2 separate regions of the Homo sapiens genome follow, and region 2 is linked to region 1. A link is an interaction called in ENCODE POLR2A ChIA-PET data of the cell type or tissue named here. Cell type or tissue: A673. All regions are shown on one strand. Links, peaks and the distances in the headings refer to the core of each region. The heading gives the core; the rest is flanking DNA. Region 1 has its middle 97 kb from the start of APAF1. Region 2 overlaps TMPO (thymopoietin).

Evidence for each region. ChIA-PET counts read pairs that join two places held together with the same protein. Peaks named below come from ENCODE experiments on the same cell type or tissue, not always from the same donor. Only the 100,000 strongest peaks of a DNase experiment are listed, where the experiment ranks them.
Region 2: POLR2A ChIA-PET joins it to region 1 with 7 read pairs; 2 of 35 experiments call an interaction of 5 or more read pairs at or near these places.

What each region holds. Positions count from the first base shown.
Region 1 is chr12:98,741,024-98,743,523 of GRCh38, forward strand. It overlaps a transcript of ANKS1B not described here. Among named protein-coding and RNA genes, the nearest start is that of APAF1, 97 kb to the left of the region's middle. In A673, for the core only: a CTCF peak has its summit at 1,270; a DNase peak (open chromatin) is centred at 978.
Region 2 is chr12:98,530,653-98,544,492 of GRCh38, forward strand. TMPO (thymopoietin) reads left to right here. Exons shown (of 9, transcript NM_001032283.3): 3 at 1,028-1,186; 4 at 6,823-6,920; 5 at 13,578-13,697; 6 at 13,790-13,840. Among named protein-coding and RNA genes, the nearest start is that of TMPO-AS1, 21 kb to the left of the region's middle. In A673, for the core only: no CTCF peak of the experiment used is centred there; no DNase peak of the experiment used is centred there.

The sequences.
Region 1 (2,500 bases), core at 1-2,500:
TATCATAAAGCTACAATTCCAGCTCTGTACTGCCTATCTCTGAAGTTCATGTTACATGAGGGAAAATTCAACCCCTGCCTCGTTTAAGACATTGTTATTGCTGGTCTTTGCTACTAGTTCTTTAGTTCAATTCCTAACTGATACTTCCCAAAACAAACCTGGTGAATAACAGCAATTCAACAAATGTCACCGACCCCTGAATCTCTGCCTCCTCCACCCACTCACCCCAGCTACAAACACTCTTTCTTTCTCCTGATGAGTAACCGGGCATCTAGCTGTAAGGTTGCTGAAGCTTTGTGGAATCTCAGAAAGTCATAAAGCTACTGAACAAGTTCACAAACAAGTGATGCATAGACCACACCCAGCCCACAGATGAGTTCTGTGTGGCTCACACTTATTTTTTAAAACTGGGTTTGCTGCCAACACTTCAAAACCCAACGATTTTGCGTGAAAATCCAGATTTCTTAGAAAATCTGTGGACCCAGGGTCTTCCTTTCTGCCTGGCAACAATCAGCTGGAACTCAGCAGTGGTTGCCCCTGAGATGAGGCACAGCCCCATCCCCCTCACTCATGTCACCTGTATGGCTTGGAAGGCATGTGAGTTTGCAACCTGCTCAAACCCACACCCCAGAAACGGCCCGCTAAAATGGGATTTCAGAATCCACTTGTACCTTTCTTCTTTCTCAGTCTCCCCTGACTCAACACAGCACACTGGCATTGTTTTTTTCCTCTCAGACAACTCAGCATGCACTTTTGAGAATCAGAGAGAAATCCGCCTCTCAAATGTCAGAAAACAGCTGATGCTGCCTCTTACTTGGGGGCCTTTTGACTTCCCACGTGTCTTACTGCCACTTGAGAGGGAGGGCTGCAGGCAGGCAGGCTCCCTGGGGAGCAGCTGTTGGGATGCTTGATTGAGGCCCTGAGACAGCCAGAGGACAATTAAATTGGGTATTGAATATGAATTGCTTTGAATGGTTTTTATTACCACATTGTGAGCTGACTTTGGTTGTAAAATCTGACTCCATCTCTTGCTCTTACTGTGGTGATGAGACAGAACTTCAAGATGTCTTAAATAGCAGGGCTTGGAACATGCATATTAGCTCATCTGTACTCGTGAAGTCTGTCATCTGATACCCGCGCTCCTCCACTGTCTGAACCAAGTTAGGAGCCCTGATTAAACCTCCGCGGCTGCAGTCGCCACCTTCCGCCGGGGTGACCCCATTGGAGATGACAAATGAAGGATGTCTTATTTCAGCCTGATGTGTAAGTCTTCACAGCACTGGTCGTTAACTACTCTTGGAAAGTTAAATGCCCATGCAGCTTTTTTTTTTTTTTTCCCCAAACAAACATAGGTCTCTGAGGTTTTGGAGAGAAAAACAAAAACTGTTTTAATAATAATTTGTAGCTATGCTTTTTGATGAGTTGCACACTGAGTGCAATATGTTGGCTGCAGAATGACCATCTTTGCAGAAGCAACTCTAAGGAAAGTGATGCCACGCTAAGCACAGAGTGAGTTCTCAATAAGTAGACCGACTTGAGCGGAAGACAGAAACAGTTAAGTGGAGTTGGCATTTCCCTGGTTGGCACCAAGGTCTCAGGGTTATTTCGACCACAAAATTAAGTTCCAGCTCCTAGCTACTAACAGAGTCACAATATGCAGCATGGTGATGGTCAAAAGGCCTGAGCAAGTTCAAAGCGCCGTCTCTGCCGGCTTTGGAACCGGTTTCTGTGGGAAGCAGGACTCTGTTGCTGGGGCAGGCAGATGCTTGTGTCCATTTGCCTAGAGGCAGTAAATGTGGGGCTGGCTGGCTGGCTGTTGGGGAGCTAGGACTGGAATATGGGGTGGGCCAGTGGGCCTTGCTGCATGTAGACTCTGTGCTGGCTGTGTTGGCTAGTTAGTTACCCAACTTTATTTCAAAAAATGTGTTTCGAACCTTCAGATCGACTAGCCTATCTAAAAAGAGAACTTAGAAAGTTATTTTTTTTAAAAAAAGTCTTCTTCCTACGGATTTCCTGAACATGGCCATTATATTCTAATTCTCTTGAGGCTAGATCACTTATCAAATTTTCATTTCTTTTCAGAAGTAATTAGGAGTGATGCTACCTTGAATCCAGGTGTGAATTTTTATTGATTTTTGAGGATTTGGCCACGTGTTCCTTTATCCAAGCCTGTCTTCTGCTCCATCTTATCCAAACAAACATTGAACCAGCAATATTCCCAAGTATTCCAACTTGAGAAAAATCTTGTGTGTCTTGAGAAAAATCATTTCCATGACTTATTAATGAACTAACTAGGGATAATTTTCATAGGGTTCGTTAACTCAGATTTATCATAGAATACAATTTAATAAGAAACAATTAAATGGAGTAATTGAATTCAAGTCCTTTTTTGAGTAATGATGTTAGCATTCAATGACCCCCCCTGCCCATGGTTATTGAAGTTATCAATGTATCAATTTTCCCCTTGAAGAAAATCAGCTGCAAATCTCTTCGTCAATGC
Region 2 (13,840 bases), core at 10,856-13,355, 200 kb before region 1:
CAAAGTTGTTATATTTAAATCTGATTTATAGAACTTTTCTTTTCCCCATAACTGAATACAGGCATATTAATGTCTTAGAGTTGTGGAAATTTAATCATAGTTATTTTTCATAGAGGTACAATCCGCTTACATGTGATTTTTCTACCTTGGCAAGTACTATTACGTAGTAGTAGAGAAAATAAATGCAAGACTTCAGTCAAAAATAGTCATACATGGCTTTTCAGTAGATGGTCTATAGAAAGGCCTGTATTAACCTACTATGTATTTCATGCTATTAAAAGAAATGTCATTTCCCAAAAAACCACCTGTTGTAAAAAGAGTGCATTATATAGTTGTGTGGAATGCAATGGTGCGATATCAGCTCACCGCAACCTCCATCTCCTGGGTTCAGTTCTCCTGCCTCAGCTTCCTGAGTGGCTGGGATTACAGGCGCCCACCACCAGGCCCAGCTAATTTTTTGTATTTGTGGTAGAGACTGGGTTTCACCATGTTGGTCAGGCTTGTCTTGAACTGCTGACCTTAGGTGATCCACCCGCCTTGGCCTCTGGAGGTGCTGGGATTACAGGCATCAGCCACCACGTCCTTTTTTTTTTTTTTTTTTTTTTTAAGACAGCATCTTACTTCCTCTCCCAGCTGGACAGTGGTGCGATCTCAGCTCACTGCAACCTCTGCCTTCCAATTTCAAGTGATTCTCCTGTCTCAGCCTCCCAAGTAGCTGGGATCACAGGCGTGTGCCACCATGCCCGGCTAATTTTTGTATTTTTAGTAGAGATAGTTTCCCTGTGTTGGCCAGGCTGGTCTCGAACTCCTGACCTCAAGTAATGTACCCGCCTCAGCCTCCCAAAGTGGTGGGTTTACAGTCGTGAGCCACTATGTCTGGCCGCATTATATGGTATTTTTTTTTTTAAGAACTTGAGTTTAGAAAAATAAAGGGTGAAAATAGCTTAAAATGTTGCTGAAGATAGTGTCTGAGCTGCATCCTAAATGAAACAATACAGGTACTAAAGCAAGTTCTGCCTTAATCCAGGAACAACCAGGAAGCTATATGAGAAAAAGCTTTTGAAACTGAGGGAACAAGGAACAGAATCAAGATCTTCTACTCCTCTGCCAACAATTTCTTCTTCAGCAGAAAATACAAGGCAGAATGGAAGTAATGATTCTGACAGATACAGTGACAATGAAGAAGGTAAAATTTTAAATGATGTTAATCAAATGTATGGAATTTTTTCACACTCAAAATTCAGTGACCATGAAGAAAGTAAAATTTAAAACAATATTGGCAAGATACACAAATTTTATTCGTGTCATTAGAGTAATTCTGTAATTTGATTTAAATACTTTTTATTGAAAATTCTAAGAAGCAACATAGTACAAATTCATAATTTTCCATCACCTGAAATTGCAAGTTAACTTTGTCTTTTTTGCTACAAATCTCATTTTTCTGAGAGAATAAAGTATTACAAGTAAAGGCAAAGTTTCTCGTACTTACCTGTACCTATCACCTCCACAGAAGTAACTACTATTATTAATTCAATGCCTGTCTTTCAAGTTTTATATTTCACATACACATCTGTCTAATACATGGTATTATTTTATACTTTAAGAATAAAAAATTTATATAAACAGTATGCTAAATCTTATCACTTGCTTTTTCTTACTCCATTATTTTTGAAATCTAATCCTGTTAATTACATATCTGTTTATTCTTCATAATTAATACATAGTGGTAGCATTTAAATATGGCATATTTTCTCTGTTCTCTATTGATAGGCATTTAAATTGTTCGCAGTTTTTGTTAATCTGACCTCAGGGCAACTTTAAAGCAAATATTTTGACTATATTTTTAGTAGACTGTATAGTATCTTAAAATTTGATCATGATGTTTAAATATTTTTTAAGGATAGTATGTGAAATAAATGTCCTTTAAAAATTATAAATACAACTTGATTTTTGTAAACTTTTAATTAATATGACTTGTGATTATTTATTTTGATCCAGATTGTTTATATCTCAATAAGCTTTGTCTACCAGGGCAAATCTGGCAGATTAGTTCAGAATATGAAATTATAGTCTTTTCCTTTGACAGCACTATTTTTAGCAAAGAGGCAAAGAATAAAATCAGCTCAAACACAGGTAATGCTTAAACTTCCTGCCTCTTTTGCCTCTACAGGAAAGAAGAAAGAACACAAGAAAGTGAAGTCCACTAGGGATATTGTTCCTTTTTCTGAACTTGGAACTACTCCCTCTGGTGGTGGATTTTTTCAGGGTATTTCTTTTCCTGAAATCTCCACCCGTCCTCCTTTGGGCAGTACCGAACTACAGGCAGCTAAGAAAGTACATACTTCTAAGGGAGACCTACCTAGGGAGCCTCTTGTTGCCACAAACTTGCCTGGCAGGGGACAGTTGCAGAAGTTAGCCTCTGAAAGGAATTTGTTTATTTCATGCAAGTCTAGCCATGATAGGTGTTTAGAGAAAAGTTCTTCGTCATCTTCTCAGCCTGAACACAGTGCCATGTTGGTCTCTACTGCAGCTTCTCCTTCACTGATTAAAGAAACCACCACTGGTTACTATAAAGACATAGTAGAAAATATTTGCGGTAGAGAGAAAAGTGGAATTCAACCATTATGTCCTGAGAGGTCCCATATTTCAGATCAATCGCCTCTCTCCAGTAAAAGGAAAGCACTAGAAGAGTCTGAGAGCTCACAACTAATTTCTCCGCCACTTGCCCAGGCAATCAGAGATTATGTCAATTCTCTGTTGGTCCAGGGTGGGGTAGGTAGTTTGCCTGGAACTTCTAACTCTATGCCCCCACTGGATGTAGAAAACATACAGAAGAGAATTGATCAGTCTAAGTTTCAAGAAACTGAATTCCTGTCTCCTCCAAGAAAAGTCCCTAGACTGAGTGAGAAGTCAGTGGAGGAAAGGGATTCAGGTTCCTTTGTGGCATTTCAGAACATACCTGGATCCGAACTGATGTCTTCTTTTGCCAAAACTGTTGTCTCTCATTCACTCACTACCTTAGGTCTAGAAGTGGCTAAGCAATCACAGCATGATAAAATAGATGCCTCAGAACTATCTTTTCCCTTCCATGAATCTATTTTAAAAGTAATTGAAGAAGAATGGCAGCAAGTTGACAGGCAGCTGCCTTCACTGGCATGCAAATATCCAGTTTCTTCCAGGGAGGCAACACAGATATTATCAGTTCCAAAAGTAGATGATGAAATCCTAGGGTTTATTTCTGAAGCCACTCCACTAGGAGGTATTCAAGCAGCCTCCACTGAGTCTTGCAATCAGCAGTTGGACTTAGCACTCTGTAGAGCATATGAAGCTGCAGCATCAGCATTGCAGATTGCAACTCACACTGCCTTTGTAGCTAAGGCTATGCAGGCAGACATTAGTCAAGCTGCACAGATTCTTAGCTCAGATCCTAGTCGTACCCACCAAGCGCTTGGGATTCTGAGCAAAACATATGATGCAGCCTCATATATTTGTGAAGCTGCATTTGATGAAGTGAAGATGGCTGCCCATACCATGGGAAATGCCACTGTAGGTCGTCGATACCTCTGGCTGAAGGATTGCAAAATTAATTTAGCTTCTAAGAATAAGCTGGCTTCCACTCCCTTTAAAGGTGGAACATTATTTGGAGGAGAAGTATGCAAAGTAATTAAAAAGCGTGGAAATAAACACTAGTAAAATTAAGGACAAAAAGACATCTATCTTATCTTTCAGGTACTTTATGCCAACATTTTCTTTTCTGTTAAGGTTGTTTTAGTTTCCAGATAGGGCTAATTACAAAATGTTAAGCTTCTACCCATCAAATTACAGTATAAAAGTAATTGCCTGTGTAGAACTACTTGTCTTTTCTAAAGATTTGCGTAGATAGGAAGCCTGGTACAAACAATTTAACGCTTTCTAGATCACATATTAGTCTCTAAGTTGTTTTCTGTTTCCTGCTTTACTTATGTTTTTACAATTCTCCAAAACTAAGAAAATTCTAATTAGGATATAAGGAGTATTTACTGTTCAATAGAATAATATGCATCCTCCTTTATACCTAGGACAGAATTAAACATTTGTTACACATTCAGAACAGTGATGTTGTTCTTTTTGATACTTTTATCTCAGTATCTTTTCACGTTCCATAACTTGTCCATATTTTTGCTCATATTTTCTTACTTTTCTTTGTTATTTATTCATGTCTGCAACATCAATCATAGTAGTCTAGATCAATGCAACTCAAAGCACCAGTCTACAAACTGTTACTTATCCACAGGCAAGATAAGCATGCACAAGAATTTAAATCTAGAGATACTTTTTAGGTCAATGACAGGATTTGATTTTTTAGCAAAATTTTATTAATAGCTAAAGCAATGTATTGATTTACACTCTGATGCAAGTAATTTATCTCTTCATTGACTGGTAGCAACCAATTCATGGACCAGTACCATGGACCACACTTTGAGAAACACTTCTTTGGATAATAATAGATATCCTGGGATAGTGCATGTTCACCATCTATTTTGTCAGATAATGGGGCCTTTTAAAAAATAATACTTTGCTTTCATGATATATTGTATTTTGTGGAAAGTTAAGTTTAGCAATATAGACTCTAAAAGCAAATTAAATTTTTTTAAGCCATAAGAAATTATACTATATCCCAGTATCTGTATGTCTGTATAAAGCAGTGTATTATCATGTTTTCATTTCTGTGATTGTAAGTTAAGAGTCTTAACTGCAGAGGTATTGTGGAAAGTAGTAGCCTTAAGCATAATAAAATATGGTCTCTTGGGTACTCCCTCTGGCCATTACCACATTCTTAGATTATATGTGTCCATCTTTGCAGCTTTCTGAGAGTAATTTTATTTGTTGTCTTCTGAAATGTACATGTATACATGTACCTACTGAGTGCTATGTGATTTTTAAAAATGTATTACTGTAGAATGCTTCTGCAAATTCAATAAAGTTGTTAAATTTGAACAGTGTTGTGTGGTCTCCAGAAACATGTTGTTCTGTGTGCTTTATTCTTGGAGTTGCAACAAGTTAAATATTTGTATATGAACACCCCTTTTCCATTTCATCATTGAAACTCACTTTGACATTTCAGTGGTATAATTGAAAATATTCTGATTATGGTATGGTTTTTCTTCTGTTTGAGGACCATGTTTTTATTGACTGTTGGAATCTAAATTTATAAGAGGAATTAATCTGTAACCAGATACCTTATTCGTTTAACCGATTTCTATTCCACTACTAATGGTTTTTTTTACTTTGTGCTTTCTAGTTCTTAGATTCTGAGTTAACAAAGCATAAAATAGATTTTATATTGCTGGGGGTTGTACCAAACATAGATACATTGACAGATCCATTGATAGAAGTGTTGGGAGATGGACTTGAAATCTTAGTCCTAAATAAAGACTGAACTGTTTAAACTAACTTGATAAAAATCACTGTTCGTTTTTGGGAACCTGCAAGTATTAAATAGATTCTGTACTAACTAGTATTAACACTGGAAAGTTAGCAAGACACATATAGATGTCTTGACCACTTTTTCACACAAGTTCAGAGTTCATGTAAAACTTTAGAATTGACTTCCTTTCTGTCTCTTCAGTAAGAAAGTAATCTAACTTAAATTTTTGGTAGTAGAAGTTTTAGAAATAACAACTGACTAATTTTGCTATACCATGATAAATGTCTACAAAAAGGGATTTTTTTTTTTTTGAAATGAAGTTTCGCTCTTGTCCCCAAAGCTGGAGTGCAATGGTGTGATCTCAGCTCGCTGCAACCTCCGCCTCCCAGGTTCAAGCAATTCTCCTGCCTTAGCCTCCTGAGTAGCTGGGATTACAGGTGTCTGCCACCAACCCTGGCTAATGTTTGTATTTTTAGTAGAGACGGGGTTTCACCATGTTGGCCAGGATGGTCTTAAGCTGACCTCAGGTGATCCGCCCACCTCGGCCTTCCAAAGTGCTGGGATTACAAGCGTGAGCCACCATGCCCTGCCAGGGATGTTAACTAAAATCAGTCTTTTCAAAACCTAGATCTTCAAATGATGATGAATTTAAGACTAGGAGACTGGAATATTGAAGCCTATTAAAAAATACATATCCTTGCGTTGTTAGGTTAATAACTATCATGGTGACAAGTGTATAAGTATTGGCTTCTTTTCAAAGAAATGTTATTTTTATTATAAGGACTGGGACGAGAAGTGACCTGTGATTGGTCGTATTTTTCTGTGAACAAGATTCCTTCTTTACCTGAGTTGTACCTAGGTTTTTTATAACTACATCAAAAAAGCTTTTATATTGTACTTATTAATGTTATGGCAGTTACTTATAGAAGCTTGGTACTATATGGATTTTTTTCATTTTTAAACTTTCCCTTCTATGTTCCAAATTTTAATTTAGTAAGTCAACCTTTGCTGTACAGTAGTAGTATACTGTATGGACAAAACAATGGTAACAATTGTGTTATTTTAAATGGCCTTTTTCCACATCTAAATTGTTCTTACTGAAAAGCTTTCGTGGGAGCATTTTGAACTCACTTCATGTTCAAAGCTATGAGTCCCAGATAAAGGAAAGGAGAATAGGTAGGAAGAAGTGGTTGTCAGATGAAAGGGTAAGGGAGATAAGCAAAAATGGGATAAATAATGAAACAGTTTTCAAGACAAATTGCAGTTAAACAATTTTGGACTAGTGAGGTATTACCAGTAGACTTGTTTTTCACCTTTTAATGTGCCTAAAACCAGGGTTCCCGATTAATATTAGGATAACATCATCATTTATTGAGTGTTTCAGAGAGTAATGGTTTCTCCAATGTTATTTCCAGACTCTAAAATAGAGCTCAAGCTTGAGAAGAGAGAACCACTAAAGGGCAGAGCAAAGACTCCAGTAACACTCAAGCAAAGAAGAGTTGAGCACAATCAGGTATCTTTAGTTTTATTACCACCGTGTACAGGTATAAATAACCTCCTGACAACACTAATCCATGTTTTAGCCTTTAATGGTTGACACCCAGATTCCAGCACGCTCAATAAACTTAATTCTGTTGTTAAATGATACTAAAAATCTAAACTTTGTGGGTTTTGTCAGTAGTGTAGCCTGTGATTACAGCAAAAGCAAATTTTTAATGTCTCATTTGTGTTTGAGTCTGTGCTAGATGTAGTTCAAAGCCAGTTATATGGTGTTTTGAAAGAAATATTTTAAAAGGTGGAAATATCTAGACACTTTTGATACAATTTCTTTAAAAGGCAATGGAAGGGTTTTATATTTGTGTCTTTGTCTCTAGATTTCTGACTTTGATTTTATGTTTGCCTGTCTTGTCTTCTGCGATTCTTTCCTAAACTCAGAAGCTAGTCTGGTCCTAAGACTACAGTTTTCTTTCCTTATTTCAGATGAAAATTTACCTTTTCTATTGTGGGAGAGGCGTTTCAGTTTTTCAAAAGGGAAATGTAGGAAACTAAGGAGAAAATAAGCATAGGTATAAATGAACAGAGAACAAATTATTGACTAACCTAGTATTGTTTACAGAGAACAAATTATTGACTAACCTAGTATTGTTTACAGAGAACAAATTATTGACTAATGCAGCATTGATTTGGCTGATGCTTTATAAGACAGCTATTCCTAGAGTCATTTTCCTTACCCCTGCTATGTCTAGCTGGATGATTTGTCTAGTTGGTTATCTTTTCCATCTCCTATTTGTCACTTTGTGTGTTTGTTTGTGACGGAGTTTTGCTCTTGTCACCCGGGCTGGAGTGCAGTGGCGTGATCCCATCTCATTGCAACCTCCACCCTGCTGGGCTCAAGCGATTCTCCTGCCTCAGCCTCCCAAGTAGCTGGGATTACAGGCACATGCCACCACGCTCAGCTAATTTTTGTATTTTTAGTAGAGACGGGGTTTCACCGTGTTGGCCAGGCTGGTCTCAAACTCCTGACCTCAGGTGATCCACCTGCATTGGCCTCCGAAAGTGCTGGGATTACAGGTGTGAGCCACCGCGCCCAGCCTGTTTGTCGTTTTAAAATCAAATCCTTAGAGGAATTATTCTTGATTCCTTAAGGCAAGTCAGTCTCTCTCTTCATTTGATGTAGTTGATAAGTTGAATTTCAGAACGATTTGTTAGAAATGAGCTTTGTGACAAGAACATACAGAGCATTGAATGAATGAAGACTTTGTTAACATAGAACCAAATACTGGAATACATGTTTTATTGCCCTTTTATGTAGTAGTCCTAACAAATAGCTTCAGGAGCATGCTGAAGAATAAGGAAATAGGCCGGGCGCGGTGGCTCACGCCTGTAATCCCAGCACTTTGGGAGGCCGAGGCGGGCGGATCACCTGAGGTCCGGAGTTCGAGACGAGCCTGACCAACATGGAGAAACCCTGTCTCTACTAAAAATACAAAATTAGCCAGGCATGGTGGTGCATGCCTGTAATCCTAGCTACTCCGGAGGCTGAGGCAGGAGAATCGCTTGAACCTTGGAGGCGGAGGTTGCTGTGAGCCGAGATCGCGCCATTGCACTCTAGCCTGGGCAACAAGAGCGAAACTCTGTCTCAAAAATAAATAAATAAATAAATAAATAATAAAGATGGTCTAAGGGATAATTGAGTTGGAGGAATCTAAACTGAGGAGCAGAATAAATAGTCAAAGGAGTGTAGGTTTAGATGACAGGCAGAATTAGACAGTGGCTTTATTGCAGAAAATTTAAAACATGTAGAAGAGTGGAGGGAAGAGTTTAATGACCCTCCAGTCATAGATGTGCCACAGTTGTCAGTGTTTTACCAGTTTGGTTTCATCACCCCACACCCTCCAGCTTTTTAAATTACTTTTTTTTTTTTTTTTTTTGAGACAGAATCTCACTCTGTCGCCCAGGTTGGAGTGCAGTGGCACAATCTCGGCTCACTTGCAACCTCCGCCTCCTGGGTTCAAGCAGTTCTCCTGCTTCAGCCTCCTGAGTAGCTGGGATTACAGGTTCCCGCCACCATGCCCAGCTAGTTTTTGAATTCTTAGTAGAGACCAGGTTTCACCATGTTGGCCAAGCTGGTCTCGAACTCCTGACCTCAGGTGATCCACCCGCCTTGGCCTCCCAGATTGCTGGGATTACAGGCATGAGCTACCGCACCTGGCAATAAATTGCTTTTGATTTTTTTTATTTTGCTTTTTCCTGGAGTATATTAAAGCAGTCTTTGACATAGTGTTTCACACATTAAAAAGTCAGCATTTTAGCATATATCTCTGAAAGATAAGTGCTATTCCAGTGACAATGCCAATATCACACCTAATAAAATTAATAATTTATTTGTATCTAATTCATGTTTAAATTTCTCTAGTTTCAGAAATGTTTCGTTTATGATTATGTTGTTCAAATCAGGATCCAGACAGGATCCACATATCCGGTTTGATTTTTGGTTGTTTTACTCTCTCAAGTCTGTAGCTGTTACCACTGTAACTTTTTCTCTTCCCTCCATTTATTTGGTGAAGAAACCAGGTCATTACAGAATTTCCCAACATTCTGGATTTGTTAGGTTGCTTCTTTATGTCATTTAATTAGCTTCTCTATACGCTGCATTTTCTGTAGAGTGGGTTAGATCTGTAGTGAGGCTATGCAGTAGACCTTTCTGTGATAGAAATTTTTCATACCTGTGCTATCCGTTACAGTAGCCACTAGCTATTGAATACTTCGATGGTGACTAGTGAGGCTGAGAAACTCTGTTTTGCTTTGTTGTTGTTGTTGTTTTTGTTTTTGTTTGTTTGTTTTTTGAGATGGAGTTTCATTCTTTTTGCCAAGGTTGGTGTGATCTCAGCTCCCCACAACCTCTGCCTCCCAAGTTCAAGCGATTCTCCTGCCTCAGCCTCCTGAGTAGCTGGGATTACAGGCATGTGCCACCACGCCCGGCTAATTTTGTATTTTTAGTAGAGACGGGGTTTCTCCGTGTTGGTCAGGCAGGTCTCGAACTCCCGACCTCAGGTGATCCACCCGCCTCAGCCTCCCAAAATGCTGGGATTACAGGCGTGAGCCACTGCGCCTGGCGGAAACTATGTTTTAATTTTAATTTAAATTAAATTTCAATGACCATATGTGGCTAGTGGCCTACCATATTGGACGGCACAGATCCAGAGGGTTGGTCAGATCCATGTCCAGTTTCTTTCACAAGAATACTTAAATGATATAGCGGCCTTCCTGTTACATCGTTTTAGGAGGTATAGAATGTCTTTCTGGCGATGCTAAAATTAGTAATTGATTTAGATTTTGAAAGATTAATCCATCTGTTATAAAGATCCACATTGTCCTTTCATTTAATGGTTCTAACAGCCATTGTCATATGATTATTGCCTAGGTCTATTATTTTGAGGTTTTTTTTATGTATTGAATTTATGATCAGTTACAGTCATCATTCTTTTTTGATGTTCACATTGTGCCATCTGTAGCCATTAGGAATTACTAAGTTGGTTCCTGTATTTTTTAATTCCTTCCCCCATTTATCTTTGATAGTTTCTTGTTTTCTGGAATAGTAAGACGTCCCAGGCTCATGTATACTTCCTGCGTCATGCCTGGAATCAGCCATGTTTCTAAGGAACCGTGATCCTTTTAATAGATAATACTATTTGGAAGCAACAATTTGGATGCTGACATGTTCATTCCTACTGGTTGTCATTGTTTCTGGGTCTTTTCAGTAGGTAGTGCTAGGTAAATCATGAATTAATGGTGATATTTCAAATTTATAAATACAGGCTAATTTTGGGTTATGTTATACTTGTATCATTTTTATCTTATGCTGAATATCTTGGTTCTTCAAATGATGTTGTTACTTATGTAAGTATCACAACATATATGTGTTTCTAAATAATACAGTATTACTACTAACAATAAGACTGTTAAATGCAATTTGGGCTTTTGTTTTCCTTGTCTTTAGGACATATCCCACTAGAATGTAATGTCAAAACACTGTGCTTAAAGTCACTTGAAAGAATTTTTTTGTGTCATACAGCCACCAACTTAATAGTTAGGTTTTTTTGTTCTCTAATGCTAGGATTGCTTTTTCTTTTATTATTTTTTAATTGTGTTGAGAGTATAATGTAGTTTTATGTAGGCAAAATAAGGTAGAGTCAGAATTTTGGCTTCTGTCCTTTTCCCTTCCATCTACAGATAAGCATTTTTATTGTTTTGATTTATATTTTGTTTCTTTTTAAAAATATAAGTAAATATATAGATTTTTATATGCTCCCCTTTTACATAAAATGCAGCCTGCTTTGTACATTTCCATTTTTAACCTAAACCTAGAGATCACTCCATATCGGAACGTAGCCATCTTCCTCATTGCTTTGTACAACTGCATTTTATGTGTTGCATTTTATGGATGTACTGTAATTTATTTAACCACTCTCCATTTGGTGAATATTTGAGTTGTTTTCAGCTGTATGTTGCTATGAATAATGCCAGGATGAACCATGGAGCAGCATTTTGCATGTGTCACTGCATATTTTTTGCCAGTTTATCTTGGGGAAGCGTACCAGTAAAATTGCTAGGTAATTTCACCATTACATTTCTCTGCATATGAGTTGAAGCATTTTGCATTCCCACCAGCAGTGTTTGAAAGTACTGTTCTCAAATGGAGGAATATGAGGCTTTTTTGTTTTGTTTTGTTTTTTAATAAAGTTAGTACGAGTAACCATATTGGTCATGTTTTACTTAAATTGATAGGCCTTCAAGATGGCTTTTAGTTATCTCAGGAGCTTTAGAAATTATCTATTCCCAGACCTGGAGAGATTCTGATTTAATTGGTTATGGTAGTTGGGGGCATTTGCTTTTTTTTTTTTTTTTAAAGCTCTCCTTGATGGTACTGTGCCACAAGGATTGAGAATCTCAGATTATAAAACTACCTTTCCGTCTATTCAAATAGTTGGTAATTTGACTATTAAAAACCACTTACTCTGGCCAGGTGCAGTGGCTCACACCTGTAATCCCCGCACTTTGGGAGGCCCAGGTGGGTGGATCACCTGAGGTCAGGAGACCAGCCTGGCCAACATGGCAAAACCCTGTCTCTACTGAAAATACAAAAAAATCAGCCAAGTGTGCTGGTGCGTGCCTGTAATCCCAGCTACTCAGGAGGGTGAGGCAGGAGAATCACTTGAACCTCGCAGGTGGAGGTTGCGGTGAGTGGAGATTGCACCACTGTACTCCAGCCTGGGCAACAGAGCGAGATTCTGTCTCAAAAAAATAAATAAAATAAAAATTAAAAAGCAGTTACTCTGTGTATGTCTGTAATTTGTTTACAAGTTTCTCTTTTGACAATAATTTTGCATTCAGCAAATACTTCCTAATTGATAGGATGAGGAACCCAGAGATTCAGATTGTGACTTAAAACTCTTATAATATCAATTCCAAATATAGATAAATACAAAACCATGATTTATGAGACTATGTCTGTAACTTGTGGGGTTTTGGTAGTATTACATCCAGCCATTTAGGCATATTTATTGGATGACCACTCCTGTCACAGGATTAAAGTTTAAAAAAAAAATCTGTCTTTAATAGACATTGACTTGGACCTAAAACCATCAGTAATCTAGGTTAAATATTGGCGTGAAAGCAAAAGTGACAACAGAAGGACACTCTACTATAATACTGATCATTGATGGATGTTCTGTAGTTAAAAGAATTTAAAAGAATCATCTGGTAATAGCGACTTCAAAACTGAAAACCTTAAACTACTTGGAATGCGGAATTTCGGGCCCTACAGCTACAGAATCAGAATCTGCATTTAACAGAAGCTTCAAGTGATTGATAGGCACATTACAATTTAAGAAGAACTGATCTAATGGGTTTTAAACCAGTATGTAAGAAATGCTGGATTCTTTAAAAATGATCAGTGGAACATAGAAATTAATCTGAGACTGAGAATTAATCTGAGGCAGCTGTTTTCTGTCTTTCTGTAGTGACATGGATAGCATTGAGATTTGAAAGTGACGTTAGGCTTGCATATTCATTAAAGAGTGACCACAGGGTTTTTGTGGCTACCTAATTTTGTATCTGTTTCCAAGAAAAATTTGACACCTGAGAATTTTTTAGTTCAAATAAGCTATATGTGGGATTATAATTTAAACTGATTCTACTAAAATGATTATAACCATATGAAAATAATAATGTTTATGCTAACAATTACAAAAGTTTGTATTTTTGTTTTAAAAGGAAACTGACTTATAATAGATGACTTTTTTCTAAGTCATGATCAGTCTGCTTTTTGTTTAGACAGAGATGTAGCTCCAATACTAGAGCCAAATAGCACACAGTGAGTCAAAAAGGGAACTGGTGATAGTTGATGTGCTTTTTTTCCCATAATGTTTATAATTTGTGAGCTACTATAGGTGGATTCTTTAGTGTATTTTAGCACTTTTTAAGTGTTTCCTGATGCCTAAATATCAGTTCAATTAATACATTTAGGAATATTTTGAGGACATAGCCTTGTTTGTAAATGCTGGCATTTGGAGACTTCTATTTCATGGCTTCTCAGTGTGCCAGTATGGCCGTTATTAAAGTATTTGATGTTAGAATATGACTTTTTAATGTGTTGATGCTTGAATAGAGCTATTCTCAAGCTGGAATAACTGAGACTGAATGGACAAGTGGATCTTCAAAAGGCGGACCTCTGCAGGCATTAACTAGGGAATCTACAAGAGGGTCAAGAAGAACTCCAAGGAAAAGGGTGATGCAAGGCTTATTCCTTGGGTTTTCAGATTTGTAGGGTTTTAGTATTATTTTATATTTATTGTTTTTGTTTTGTTTTCAAACTAACAGGTGGAAACTTCAGAACATTTTCGTATAGATGGTCCAGTAATTTCAGAGAGT